Linked DNA regions of Homo sapiens: regions 2 and 3 are each linked to region 1. Evidence: chromatin loops called from intact Hi-C (ENCODE). Cell type or tissue: dorsolateral prefrontal cortex. All regions are shown on one strand.

Evidence for each region. Hi-C counts contacts between places; a loop is a spot of excess contacts. Peaks named below come from ENCODE experiments on the same cell type or tissue, not always from the same donor. Only the 100,000 strongest peaks of a DNase experiment are listed, where the experiment ranks them.
Region 2: a loop joins it to region 1, with 2.3 times the contacts of the local background. A loop is called at or near these places in 16 of 110 quality-filtered maps.
Region 3: a loop joins it to region 1, with 2.6 times the contacts of the local background. A loop is called at or near these places in 27 of 110 quality-filtered maps.

Annotation. Positions count from the first base shown.
Region 1 is chr1:184,026,978-184,031,977 of GRCh38, reverse strand. All of the region lies in intron 1 of COLGALT2 (collagen beta(1-O)galactosyltransferase 2), which reads left to right. Among named protein-coding and RNA genes, the nearest start is that of COLGALT2, 8.2 kb to the left of the region's middle. RefSeq lists a silencer at 269-563. In dorsolateral prefrontal cortex, no CTCF peak of the experiment used is centred here; a DNase peak (open chromatin) is centred at 2,417; H3K27ac peaks cover 5,000 bases.
Region 2 is chr1:183,981,199-183,986,198 of GRCh38, reverse strand. The region is part of intron 1 of COLGALT2 (collagen beta(1-O)galactosyltransferase 2); the gene reads left to right. Among named protein-coding and RNA genes, the nearest start is that of COLGALT2, 54 kb to the left of the region's middle. In dorsolateral prefrontal cortex, no CTCF peak of the experiment used is centred here; a DNase peak (open chromatin) is centred at 2,598; H3K4me3 peaks cover 1,166 bases; H3K27ac peaks cover 5,000 bases.
Region 3 is chr1:183,935,589-183,940,588 of GRCh38, reverse strand. It overlaps COLGALT2 (collagen beta(1-O)galactosyltransferase 2), which reads left to right. Exons shown (of 12, transcript NM_015101.4): 11 at 1-8; 12 at 1,552-4,755. The coding sequence ends at 1,828. Among named protein-coding and RNA genes, the nearest start is that of COLGALT2, 100 kb to the left of the region's middle. In dorsolateral prefrontal cortex, no CTCF peak of the experiment used is centred here; no DNase peak of the experiment used is centred here; H3K27ac peaks cover 4,707 bases.

The sequences.
Region 1 (5,000 bases):
TTGCAGCAAGCCGAGATTGAGCCACTGTGCTTCTTCCTGGGCAACACAGCGAGACCCTGTCTCAAAAGAAAAGAAAAAGGAAAAGGTAAGGGAAGGGAAAAATAAAGAACTAAGGAAGGAAGGAAGGAAGGAAGGAAGGAAGGAAGGAAGGAAGGAAGGATACATTCATGGAGGCACTGTTCTAGACACTTTGGTATCAAAACTGATTTACTCCAGACAACAACCCTAGGTGGGAGATGCCATTACATTCTACTCTATCACTTTACACAGAAGGAAACCGAGGCACAGAGAATATAAATAACTTGCCTGAGGTCACTAGGCTAATGCATGGTGGAGCCAGGATGTGACCCAGGCAGCTAATGTTGCAGACCGAGTACAGATGGTCTGCTTAAGATTGTGAAAAGACCAATTAGTTCTAGTTTTTGCTTCTGTCGGTTGACCCAACTTGGGAAGATAAGAACGCTAGTGTTTCTTTCAAATAAGAATTGTCATTTCCACTTGAATGATGCAAGGGTCTTAGTGGTTCTCTTCCGCTGTCTTGATAATTTCATCACTTAGTTCAGGCACTTTTTAGTGAACTCTAATCTGTTTTGGTATATTTCATAGGGACAGATTATGACTAAAATGTGGGTTGTACATAAATATGCAGGTCACTTGCTGTGATCATAGCTACATAACAGTAGAAAGAAATTTCTCAAGTATTATTAGTGGCAAATGATTAAGGTGGCACTAATCATACACGTATTGGCTACATTTTCAGTTCATATTGGTAAAATAGAGATTCCATTTTTCAGGCTTTTTAATCAGTAGTCTTAGATTTGGTTGTCCCCTAAATTCAGCTTCATTCCAAATGATTGAAGAAATTATCAATCCTCCCTGCAACCTCCAATTTCAAAATATGATTGGAGCTCAGAATATTTCCTCTGGGTAAAAACTGAAGTGACTAATAAATGACACCAATCCTGTTGTTCCAGTTATGACAGCTTAACTACAGAATTAGTAAGAATGCCTAAGTTGCCCTGGTTTTATTATATTGAGTTCCATGATGAGGCATCTAAAGCACAGGGCAGTTAAGAGATTCCCATGGTGATTATGGAATGAGATAACTGATTTCTAGATTTTTAATCCTGTGTAGCTGTTTTAATGCTGATTATTTTATAATGAATATCCTTCTTGGTTTAAAGGAGCATGGGGAGTATTTTAAGCAGAGTTTGGTTTTCTCAGATCTGTTTTTAGCTCCTTTATCCAAGTGATTAGGCCAGGGAGTTTCTTTGTGACTCCAAATACATAAGCATGTGCTTCTTAGGTTCCTTTTGCTTGTCTGTTTCTGGTGGTCATAGGAATGAACAATGAATGCCTTGTAACTGAGAAGGCTGCTGGTTGTCTCTTGGTTCTTTTTCCAACACTTAAACGTGCACTTGGGTCATATTGCTGTGTGGCACCGTCTCCAAGTCTATGGCACAGTATAGTAGGACCATTATAAGGCTTATATAGGACTATAGTAGGACAATAATAAGGCTTGTTTCTGCATATTTCTTGACATAGCATAACAACATACAGTAAAGTCTGAAAGAAAATCATTAGCCTATGGTATGGCCACTACACCTATTCCCCAGTTACCATATCATGAAGAACTTTTACCATATGTGTTTAAATTATAGCTATTATTCATCAGGAATTACAAAACGTATGTATTCTATGTTTTGACATTTTTATTTCAAAAGAGTGACTTGTTCATTTAATTGCATTTAATTGATATGTTGTTAGCATATCAAAAATTGTTAGTTTTTAAAAATTTGAATCCCTTAGGGTCTTTATGGATTTTTAATAGTACTTCAGTTATTTTAAGAATTTGCTCTTCTGACTTTTTTAAATGGGAAAGTAATAAAAAAAGTATGATTGGGAATATCACAAAAAGTAAATCTCCCATCTACTCTATACCACCTGCCAGTGACCAATATTAACACTTTCTTTCATATTTTTCTAGAAACTTTCTATACATATACATATATCCTTTTCATTTTAACCCAAATATGAGTGTTTTACATATCCAGTTCTGGATAAGTGTGATATTTTAAAATCCATCTCTCTATCCCATGTTCTTTAAACACTGCCAGCCTATCTACAGCCATGCCCTGGGTGGCACAATAAAAGCCAGCTTCATATAACACCTGTTCCAGGCAGGTACTCTGAAGGCCTCTCTGATAACACCCGTCCTGCTCTCTTGTCCTTGTCTCTCTGGCCTCTAGAAGGTCTGGCCCTAATAAAAAAAACTTTTTGATGAGGTGTAATATTTATCCAAAAGTTCATATATCATAAATGTATAACTTGGTAACTTTTCACAGACAAAACATGCCATGTAACCAGCACCTGACCTTGCCAGGCCTGGATTCATACACAGCAACTATTGTTGGAGCTGAGTAGCTGCTGTCCCCTGGATTTTGTCCAGGCAGCCCAGTCCCCATCAGACCCACACTGTGTGCACTTGCAGTTAGTCCCCGCTGTCTTTCTTTGACTTGACTTGCCTGACCCATGTTGACATTTGGGTGGTGAGCTTTGCTCCCACCTCAGGCTGCTGAAGGAACCCTAGGACCCAAGCAGTAACTACTTTGGGGAACCAGCAGGCTTGGCAAGCTGCCAGCGAGTGACCTAGTGGTAAAAGGATCAGGATTGTATTACTTTTCCCTTAGCTCTCTACTCCTCTGGTAGGAAAGCTGTGCATTAATGTTCATAAAAATAAAAATCTCATTATAGGTAATAATTGAAAAGTCAGGTAGAATATAAATAGAGTGGCTGTAATTAATTTGCTGGAACTTTCTGTAGTTCAGATCCGTGAAAATGCAGCATTTGTGGTAGGTGGCATTAGCCAAGTCTCTTGCATGAATTAAACCTCAGATTTGGCTGCAGGGCGTTTCTTTTCCTCTCTAGGAGCACCATACAGAAATCCTTTCAGAGTTAGACTTTGAATAATAGCTCCATGACATCTTGCTAGGGCTGACTTTGTAACGTGTTTCACTTAATTGAAGCAACAATTATTATTTTAGTTGTTTGTCAAATTCAGCAAGCTAAGGCCTGTCCCCTGACTTGTTGGTTTAACTGATAAGATTTTGTTCCTCTGCAAACATAATGCAAAATAATCTCCTTCCCTCCAGTGTTTTCTGATTAATGTTTGAAGACATCTTAGAAGATATGTCTTTCAGAAACACAAATAATAACATAAATAATGATCTTAGAATAGTGATCTTGGGCTGTATACCCCCAAGAGTATGGTAGAAGATGAGTCTGGGACAAGCTGCTGAGCTGAAGCATTTTCATGAGTACCTGATTTCATTCACACATTGGCTTTATTGGAATAGTTCATTACCTTCCAGGTTGAATCACTTCAAGACCTATTGAGGGATACATCAGGCTGCAGAGAGGAGGTTCCTTACATAGAGCTTTCCCCATTTGGACTGCCAAGCCCAAAGTGCATACAATTGCTGCCAAGAGGGAAGTAGGACTGTTTCTTTCCAGTCCCTTTTCTTTCTGAGAGTGATTGTATATGTTTTGGAGATGGGGAGGGCAGTGGTGAAGGCAAGTATCTCATTCTCACAAGAGAGAGACATAACTCTAAGACAGGAGAGTCTGTGGAGGTACATTGATTGGTGTTCTCCCTGAAAGCCATATTAAGTGAGAAACTGCTGCATTTTAGAGTCTTGGGAAAGGTAGAATTTTCTAGAGACTAACAGTAGAACTTAAATTCTTGGGATAGTTGTGAAAAGTGTGGTTGTAGACATTTGGGGCCATAGCATTCCCGACACGGAGTCCCTTGCTGGACTAATAGACTGTTTTTTAGTTTCTTGGTTGCCAGCCAGCCCCATAATCCTGTCTCAGCACCACACACCACAATGATTATGGTTTACACCCGCCAAGATAGTGGAAAGTTGCTGCCAAGTGGAATCAGGATTTTTCATGTCATCACTGCACCATTGAACAGTAAGCTTATATGCAGCTTCCACGCCACTGCTTTCCTTGTGCTAGAAACAGGTTGGGCGGGAGAGTATTCAGACAGTCAGACCATCTCTTGTGTTGCAAATGGATTTTGTGGAATTGGCATGTAAGGCTTGAAACAGCCAGCATACGAAAATATTTTAGAAAAGTACAAGCCTCTTCTCTGCCTTTCCTCAATCTTGTTAGATTTTAATAAAATTTATTGGGTACGTTGGTTTCCATTGTAAGCTTTTTATTTAGCAAGACAAACTATGGATTTCTAAAACAATGGATTTTTAAAATGTTACATCCTTTTATTTATTCCACCATCACTGATTGTCTATGTGGATAAATCCAGGTAATCATGTTGAAATTAGTAATTGAGGTGGCCTAAAAGTGACTTGTCCCCATTGGTCTAGTTCATTGTCCATGAGTGGACATGGTCCTTACCATTGTTCTGCCAACCCTTTAGTGTAAGGCTGCTGGATTCAACTAGTGTTTCCCAAATACAGGTTCAGAGGCCAGTTGCATCACAATACCTGGAGCATTTGTTAGATACATGGATTTCTGGGGCCCATTTCAGTCACATTCATCAGATGGTCCACAGCGGGGTCCTAGGAATTGGTGTGTTAAGCATGTACATAAGTGATTTGGATGCACTTCTTCTTGGTTTGGGAACTGCAGAAGATGAGCTCCTAGAAGGCTATGTATGCACTTAAAGTACAGATCATGGGATTTTCAGAGTTTGGAAAGTTGGCATACTCTGGAATATTCTAAACTTCAGATTCCAGATGCTTAAGCCATCAAAAAGACCAAGGGGTTTTCTTATTAAGAGAAGTAGTAATGTACAGGATTACATAGGAGAAACCCAGCCAGGCATGCATCATTTGTGTTTTTTTGTTATTATTATTAAGTCAAGCACATATGTTCCATCTCCATCTAATAGTGACTATTTTTTTAAAAAGATTTTTTAAAAGACAATGCCCCAAATGTTTTACCCACTGTATGAAGCTCCTTGCACTGGGGCTCAG
Region 2 (5,000 bases), 46 kb after region 1:
GTTTCCACCCAGAAAAAGGATTCCAGATCTTTAGACAGAATTCTACCCAGTAACCAAGAAAGAAGAATCAATTGGCATATTTTGCTGAGTGGCTGAGCATGTCTCTGCCTTTGGCACGTCTGCTGCTGGGGAGGCTTTCCTTGAGACTGGACACAGAGGTGGCGGGACTCGATGATATGACCTTTCTTGAAAATGAATTACAGTAGTTGCTTTCATTAGTGGAATTTTATTTTTAGGTGGAGCTGTTTATTTTCTACACCAGTGAGTCTTCTTTGCTCAATGAAAACAAGAAGCATCTGAGAGGGTAGTTCAGTGTTTGAAGTCTCGAATTGGAAAATTTACCTTTGCCAACTCACTAGTCATGGTGAGGATTGTCCAGGTGGTGACTAAGTTTGTTGTTCATTCCACTGCCATTCCCTTGAGCCTCTGGGGAATGTATTTTGCAGGTTCTCAGGCAGCAAGATCAATAGATCAGTCGTTGTCCAGTGTTGCCATCCTGCTACTCCACCAATCGCAGACCTCTTCTATAGTGACAGAGGTCTTAGACTTTCTCGGGTGTGGCAGGGAAGCTGAGGACATTCCCTGAGTCTCAGTACAGATGGAAGTGATCAGAAGTACCGTGTCCTGGCCGGGTGCGGTGGCTCATGCCTGTAATCCCAGCACTTTGGGAGGTTGAGGCGGGTGGATCACCTGAGGATCAGGAGTTCGAAACCAGCCTGACAAACATGGTGAAACCCCATCTCTACTAAAAATACAAAATTAGCTGGGCATGGTGGCGCATGCCTGTAATCCCAGCTACTTAGAAGGCTAAGGCAGGGCAATCACTTGAACCCGGGAGGTGGAGGTTGCAGTGAGCTGAGATTGTGCCATTGCACTCCAGCCTGGGCAACAAGAGTGAAACTCCATCTCAAAAATAAAATAAAATAAAGGAGTACTGTGTCCTCAGTTTCCGTGTCCCACCTGCTGAGAGATCCAGTCTTCATCTTTAATATGATTCCAGTGGCCCCATGCTTACCAATATGAGTTTAGCCCTAACAACCTCAGTAGGACTTGTCAAAATAAATGAGTCAGTTCTAATTATTTCTAGTTGGCTCTGAGTCTTAAGAGGCAAGACTTAGAAATGAAAACTAACTTCTGGAACAAGGAGAAATGTCAATGTTTTTAGACATTGCCAGATAAATCTCAATTTTTTTTTCCACAGCCAAGCAGTAAAGCGTCTCATCCTGCAGACATGTTGACTTCTTGGTCTGCTCTTTGTGCTCCCTTCCATGTAGCGGTGACAGTGCACCTGTTGACCTGGGAGCATCATCAGCCAAGGGGATCCCTACATGTGCTGTGATCACATCTCCAATACGTGTTTCCCTTAGTCCTAATTCAATTTTGAATCTGAGACTCATGGGCTTTTGCTAACTTGCACAGCTGGAGAAGAGGAAGAAGGGGAAATAGGAACCAAAAGCAGAATCAGAGGGAAAGCAGATGGGCAGCATTAGGGTAAGAGGTGGCCAGTGTGGATGTGGCACCTGTTTCTACCAGCACTCCCTTTTCAGGTACTAGCTCCAAAGAAAGCAGGCCAGGACTCATGGACAGAGAGGTGGCCAACCATGAGCACTGAAGCTGTCTCAGGGCCACAGCTCCCCTAAAAGTGGAAGGGAGAGACCTTGGTGGCTGGCGGGTACCAGGGCTCCTTAGAGGTAAAGGAAAGTTATTGTCCCAACATGACCTTCAAAGAAAATTAAAAACAGCTCAAGAGCTGAGCTCTCCTTGCTGTCTTTTTGTCGTTGTTGTTTTTCTTTTGAGACAGAATCTCACTCTCTCACCCAGGCTGGAGTGCAGTGGCACGATCTCAGCTCACTGCAGTCTCCGCCTCCCGGGTACAAGCAATTTTCCTGCCTCAGCTTCCCAAGTAGCTGGGACTACAGGCACACACCACCACGCCTGGTTAATTTTTGTATTTTTAGTAGAGACGGGGTTTCACCATGTTGGCTGGGCTGGCCTTGAACTCCTGACCTCAGGTGATCCGCCTCACCCTCCCAAAGTGCTGGGATTACAGGCGTGAGCCACTGTGTCCAGCCTTTCCTTGGTGTCTTATCCTGAGTCAGAGATCTGGGGAAGAGAGAGTGAGTGGAGGTGTTGATTTAGGTGTGAATCCACTCTAGTTGGAGAATTGAGGCAAAGACTGAGCCGTATGAGCCTCCCGGAAACATGGTCACCCAGCCAGCCCATATTTGTGTTTTCACAATCTGTGGTTTTCCAGTTTGATTACTGACTGTCAATTACTTGCAGATCACCTCTCCAGATGTCCAGCTGTCCTTGCACATCATTTGTTTTCTTCAAGGAATCCATTAGTGATGTCTGCGATTTTTCTGGGTGCCTTTTCTGGTCTGGTTGGGAGGAGGGTAACAGATTCGAGGCAGTACTCATTTTCCAAGGAGCCTTCAGACTGAGAGAGGGGCCACTGTGCCTCAGCTCCTCCTGAGGGGCCTCACACATTCTGGGTTCTCAGCTTCCTAGCTTCATGGAAAAATCCACCTCAGCCGCAGAGGTTTTTGTGTCTAGATGCTTGTGGAGTGCTGCAGCAGGACAAGCACTGCGCTGTTGCTGCCTTGTGCTACAGGGCTCTGAAAATAGAACCGTTAGCACCAGCCTCGGGTTTCCTCCAGAAAGCTTGCATATGGGCCTTTGGTATCTCTCTCTGTCCAACCCTCTGAATAGCCCAGGGCCTGTGTTGCTTTCATTATTATGCATTCAAATGGAAATATACTTTTGTCAGAGCGATTACAAGGCAGTAGTTAGAAGTGTCTGCCTGGATTTCTGTGTTTTTGCCTTTTTTGACATTGGGGAGGAGGAGCAGGGAAACTTAGTCTTAAGCGGGGACCACCAGGCTTCCTCGGTGGGCTGGTGTGGCCCTCACTGCTCTTCCTCCTCTTCCTCCTCTGGGAATGAGTGTAGGAGAGATTGGCCCTGCACTTCAAAGACCAGGATTCATGCACCTCTCTCCAACCACAACTGGAGGACGTGTTCATTTCCTCAGAAGCCTGAGAACAAACAGAATCTTAATTCAGGGAAGTAACACTACAGACAGTTTTTTAACTCAATAAAGAGAATATTTGAAATCTGTGCATCTGTTTTTAATTAGACATCTGTACCTCTGCATACTCCAGGCAGCTAATTTCTAAGGATGTTCATCAGGAGTGGATGCTTAGGCAGGTTTTGGAGTTGTTTAATCTGTACACCAGGAAAACACATTTCGTACGATAAGACCAACTTTGTCAAAAGGATTAGGAAATGCATTGATGTAGAGAAGGCAAAGAGAATTTAAGAAGTCCTGTGTAATGAAGAAACAACAACCAAGGAAAGAAGTAGATGCTGTATAAATTACCTAGACTATTTTTTTTAAGAGATGGGGTCTCACTATGTTGCCCAGGCTGGAGTGCAGTGACTATTCACAGGCATAGTTGTACTCACTGCAGCCTGGAACTCCTGGGCTCAAGTGATCCTCCTGCCTCAGTCTGTCAGGTAGCTAGGACTAAGGGTGTGTGCCACTGCACCTGGCAAATTCTCTTATGCCGTTTATAAATAATTTAAGAATAATGTAGAAATCTCATAGCTTTTGGCTAACACTGTGATAAGGAATTTTTGTTTTGCTTAGTTTTAACTTACTCCTCTTCATAATGTTTTAAGTGAAGAATAAGGTGCTTTATGGTAAATTCTGAGTTTCAGGAATTGCTCTCTGCATGCTTCCTATCACGAGACCAGTGGTTAGACTCTCATTGCGCTCTTCATGGCGTACCCTGGACGTTGGTAGCTTGTGGCCATGAGTCACAAAGGATGTGACTTTTGCTGACGTTGCACTTTTTGGCACAATCACAAACTCAGTGGAGCCTGTGGCCTTCTTCCACGTTGCTTTCTGGACCACTTTCCCACCTCTGTGAGTTGCTAAGGGCTCCTCCTACCCCATCTTGGTCCTAACATGCTCACCTGGTATCCCTCAAAACTGTCAGATTCACACATCACCTCTCTCCCTCTCCAGGCCATGGAATGTCCAGGTGGGCCTGTGGGTCGTTCTCCCTCCTAGACCTTGCCGAGAAGAGAAGAGTTGGTTCTCATCTAATTTCAAGAAGACACTTGAAAGTAGATCAAGTTGGCCATTGGTGTCATCTGTAGTTATTGGATAATGTTTTTAAGTAGGCTAGTTTTAATTTAAGTATCTATTTTACAAGATAATATTTTCAAATATTACTTACATACCTCTATGTCCCATTTTTCTACACCCTATGGCTTAAGTTACATAGTTTTAAGTTTCTTGGTATTTTACAGAAATGTATTCCCTATCTAAATAGAGTTCCACTGTGCTTTGCTTAACAATGTATTTTTCTCTCTTGAACATTCCTGAACATTCCCTCTCTTAAAGATTATTATTTTAGGAGATAAAAAAAATTTTTTGAATATATTTAGTGGCAATTTAAAACCAATTAAAAACTATAATGTTTCATGTTTAATGAAAAGGAGTTTTTTGTGTTTTATTTATTTATTATATTTATTGAGAGAGCATCTCGCTCTATCACCCAGGCTGCAGTGCAGTGGCCCGATCTCGGCTGACTGCAATCTCCACCTTGCAGGTTCAAGCGATTCTCCTGCCTCAGCCTCCCAAGTAGCTGGGACTAACAGGCACGTGCCACCATACCCAGCTAATGTTTTTTTTTTTTTTTAGTAGGGACGGGTTTCACCATGTAGATCAGGCTGGTCTCAAACTCCTGACCTCAAATGATCTGCTCACCTTGGCCTCCCAAAGTGCTGCAATTGCGGGCATGAGCCACCGCACTTGGCCTTTATTTATATTTACTTTCAATTTATTTTAAATCATCCTACAAATAGCAGTGAAAGTAATGATGCAATAGAAGCTAAATTATTTCATGTGTACCTCTGATCATTTTTCAAAACTGTATTATATCATATATATTTTTGATGAAACTTTATTTATTTTTAAATTTCAACTTTCA
Region 3 (5,000 bases), 91 kb after region 1:
CATCCCGTGTGAGTCTCCCTGAACTGCCTGCCTTCCCTTGGGCACAGCCTCTTCATGAATTATGCTCTCCATTTCTGGTAGTACTTGATATTTTCTAAAGTTGTACTGCTTTCCTAAATGATCTTCTCATAATTATGATTAAGAGAGCCTAACTCAGGTGATTTATCCCTTTGTACAGATGGGAAGGTGAGGCAGAGATGGTGAGTGTCCTGCCCAGAGATTCTTGTAATATCCAGTTTGTAGTTGAACTGAATGTAATGTGCTTGGTCCCCTCCTTGTCTTTGCTCTTCTTATTTCCATAACCTCATACACCTCAAGGTGAAGGCCATCTTCCTAAGCACCTCAAAATTTCCAGTTCCTTTGGCTCAGGTCATTGGGTACTGTTGGCTAAGCAGAGATACCCATTTTTGCATAGCTCACAATCTGGTCAGGAACCCAGACTCATGAACAAATCATCATGATATATTGTGATTCCTGCAATCGCAGGGGTGTGTAAGAGGTTCAGGGAGTGTGGACCTGATACCTGAGCATGATGTCCATGGAAGAAGGGCAGTGTGATGCTTGGGGCTCCCATAGCCCAGGAGCTTACCCTGACCTAGCGCTTATCAAAAGGTGTGGCAATTAATGATTTACCTGTCAATCTCCCCAATAAACTATAAACCCTTTGGGGCAGTAACAGTCTTATGCCTCTGTGTCCTTAGAGCCTAGTCCAAATGCTACACATAACAGCAGCTCCTAAATCATTAATGAATGATTCCTAAATTCATTGATGGAGCAGCATTCGTTCTAACCTTGGCCCCTTCTCTCAGTTGCTGGGTGATCTCGTCACTAGATGGTCTCATTTTAGCTGTTGAGATTTCCTGTGCTGCCACCAGTTCATTTTGTCTCTTGTCCTCAGTAAAAATGGAGTTGTGTGCCCTCTTGTATATAACATGTCAGAGACTGACTTTATCTCTGTGTCCTAGCAGAAACATGGAGGTCAAACCATTATCCCCTAAACAAAAGGGAAATTACTACATTCAGATGTCACCTCATGTACTCTGCACAGGAGCCCTGAGAGGGAGGCCAAGTCATCCGTCTCCTTTACACCTGTTGGAACCGGAGTGGTGAGCAGGGAGCTAGAGCACAAAGCCAAGCCTGCGTGCCTCTAAGCCTCCACGTGCCACATGCCCCATCACTGCTGTCCAGATGTGAGGTGTCTCATTTATTAATCCCAAAGCAGGGCATTTTTGGTGAAGTGATCGTATTTATTTATCATTATGGTCTAACAGGGCTTACTTTTTAACTTTTGGAGTCAGACCTGAAATTCATCTTTTAAACTAGTCTATTCAAATACGTCAGAAATGTCCTGATCTTTTTGCTTGGGAGCTTGTCTTTGGAAAGCTTTTAAAGAAATATTTGTGTTTGTAGGCTAAAGTTTTTCACAAATGACACAATTGAAATAATGAAATGAACTCATGAGGTAACCAGGAGGCCTCCTTCACTCTTTGTCCCTGTTCCGTAAGTCTCCTTTCCGCCCCCTCATGTGTCCGGCCACCTTCTTGTTTTCAGAGCCGAGTACAAGGAGTATTATGAATCCAGGGACCTGAAAGCCTTCTCTGCAGAACCCTTGCTCATCTACCCTACGCACTACACAGGCCAGCCGGGGTACCTGAGTGACACGGAGACCTCCACCATCTGGGACAATGAGACAGTGGCCACCGACTGGGATAGGACACATGCCTGGAAGTCCCGGAAGCAAAGCCGCATCTACAGCAATGCCAAGAACACAGAGGCCCTGCCACCGCCAACCTCCCTGGACACTGTGCCTTCAAGGGATGAGCTATGAAGGCTCCCTGGGAGTGTGGCCCACATCAGTTCAACATCCTCTGGTTTTTCTAAAGGGCTATTCATCTGTTTGCTCCAGTTTTCTGTTTTGTTTTGTTCTTAGTGGTCACAGTCATCTAACCAAAGTGATCTAGTGTGATAGATCGAAATTAACATATTTTTGACCATGGAAGGAAATAAGGAAATTCAACCCAAATTTCCCAAGACGGCTGAAAGACAGGTTTTTTGGAAACTGTTAAGATAAACTGTAATCCAGACACCTAATTCTTCAGTTCACTACTCATGTGATACTGATTCCCACATTAAGGTTGAACAACATGGCTCAGAGTCTTGTTCAAGAGAAAGTGATCACCGAGCTGTCACATCAGCAAATATGTAGTCAAGGCAGCCAGGCCAACTAGACCACACTTATTGGTCTAGTTTGTCCGTTTTATATGACATTGAAAACTTGTGTGTGCAACTTTTGGGGGACAGGAATCACTTAAAATCATATTTATTTGGCTTTTTATTTAAAGGATTCTGTCACAAGTCTTATTGAAAAGTAGATTTTTTAAAAAAAAAAAATCTTAGTCCCTGTTATCCAGTAGGGGTGGGTATTTGGGTCCGACTGAGACTTGGCCTGTGACCATCATGGCAGTTGGAGTTCTCATATAGAGGTGACCAGTTTGCCATGTGGATATAATTTAGTAGATATTTGACAGTTTGTGTAGGTATTTGAGGGAAAAAACTCAATGTTTGGCTTTTTTATTATGGCCACTCGAGTCAGGATGCTCTATTTATAAAGATAAATGTAATATATAAAGGGTGAGGACTGGCTGTGCATCCTGCCCTGTCCCGGGTTTGCGCGCTGCTACAGAGCTTCACGCTCTCCGCTCCACCCCTTAGCCTGGGAACCCACCGCAGGTGTGAGTTCTGTGAGTCACTGCTAAGAGACAGAGCACATTTTCAGGCCAGCAACTATCCTTGCCAGAGTTTTTTCATTATATTTTGAATTATTTATTTTACAAAATGGGCGAAGATATTGTCTTTAGGATAAGGCAGAGAAACAGATGTTGCAGACTTCCACGGCACCCGGGGGAGTGGTGGGTGTGGACACATTGGTTCGGCAATCTGATTCTCCTGAATTTCCCAGCCAGGCTCTTGTGGGGAGGCCTGTGGATGGGGGGATTTGAACTATTTGGAAACAAATGATTCTCTATCTCAGGTGAGAAACCTGGTCAGAAACAAAGGGCTGGTCACCTGATTTAGGCCAGCAACCAGGGAAGCTCTTAGAATCCCAGGCGGACACCCTTTCTCAAAAGATATCCCCTAAGAGTCCTTTCTGCTTTCTTCACAGATTGATTTTATGTAAAATGCAGAGTTGGACTACACGATTTCTTCCCACTCCACAATCTGTCATCCTAGTATAGATCATGGTGGTTTCCCTCAAGTTTATGTTCTCATGCCCTCAATCTGTAAATTTTTGTCTCCAGAAAAACCCTCCCAGGCATCCCATACCAGCACCGTTCCTCATCACTGTCCATGCACCATGCAGCCATATGGGGGGCCGTGCACACCCCAAACCCTGAGCTTCACACTTAAACTCATGGGGAGGGCCCTTCAGAGCAGAGTCCACAGGCGGGTGGTGCTACATACACAAGCTTAGTGTACGAGTGTAAGATACACTTTAAGCCAGACACCTAATTCTTCAGTTCACTGCCCATGTGATACTGATTGCCACATTAAGGTTGAACAGCATGGCTCAGAGTCTAGAGAAAGTGATCACCAAGCTGTCTCATCACCAAATAGGTAGTCAAGGCAGCCTCATCTCCCCAGGTGAGGGGCGGGTCCCCACTTTAGGACAAGAGGCAGCTTGCCTTCCACCAGACGCCAGCCTCGGCCTTCCTTCCCGACTCACTGTGGGTACCCTTCTACACTGACCAGCAAGCTAGGCCGCTGGAGGAAAGGGAACTCACCCAACTCTAAATTGTGCCGCTTAGACTTAGCTGTCAGTGTGACTTCCTTTCCCACCCACCCCCAGAAAAACAGAAAGAGCATCTGGGGAGCGAGTGAAAATTCCTTAGGTGATTCCTAAGATTTCCTTGGGTATCTGGTTTTTGTTTTCATATTTGAGTGTGTGCATGTGTGCATGACTTTAATGACTTTTTTAATGGGGTGGGAGGTGGCTGGGGTGCTGGGGTTGAAGGAAGTTTGGGTTGATTTTTGTGGTGTTTTGTTTAATAGAGAATTTTTTTTTTCCTGTTCCCCTGTCAGCTGGTCTGACAGATTTAAGAACTCTCATTCTTAAAAGACTTTGGACTTAAATTCTAGCATTTTAGACTAGGACTGTTCTACTGTGAAGAAAGTTCTGTCTCCTTTAGCCCGGTTTGTTTCTCCCTGCTCAGGTCTAGAATCCCAAGCAGTGTTCTTTTCTGGTGAACACTGTGAGCCGCAGATGTGACTTTTTTTTTAAAGTCATCTCTTCAGCAATCCAGAGGTTCCTTGACCTCATTATTTGTCCTATCTCTCCCTTATAGTCCTAAGCCAAGACATTTGACCTTTGACATTTGACCTTTGCAGTGTCATGTGAGGGCGTCAGTATAGAGGCCTTTGCATCTGGGCCTGGCACCCGCTCTCTGCCTCTGGAGGCTAAACCCTGTCTGGATTTCTCTTGGGATCTAACGTGGGATCTTCTGGACAGACAACCGTGACATCAGCAGTGCTGGTGCTGCTGTGTGTGGACTGAACACCTGCACTTTGCAGAGGACACGCTGCATGGGCCCCGCTTGCGGTTCATTCAGGCCTGCTGCAGGAGCTCTGAGAACAAGAAAGAGTGGACACCCGTTCCCCTGCATCATCTGTCTTGCGTGCTATTTCAGAGTGGGGAAGTGATAAACTATTTGCCTTCTGGAGCTCTTTGTGAAAAATTAAAAAAAAACTTAGCTCAAAGATATGATTGTCAATTGCTTCCGCAGGCACTGATCAATGGCCAACGCTGCAGAGATTACCAGGTCTGCCCTTGACCAAGGATGTCAGAGTCAGGGGGAACCATCACTGCTGTGTGATCCCCATGGCAAATGAGGGGAGGGTGGTTGCTGCCCTTACTGTGCAGTGAGGGTTGTTTTAAACTGATGGGTACTGTTATGTAAGCTGAAAAGGATTCCAAGGTACAGAAAGATGGAAGAGAGCCCCCA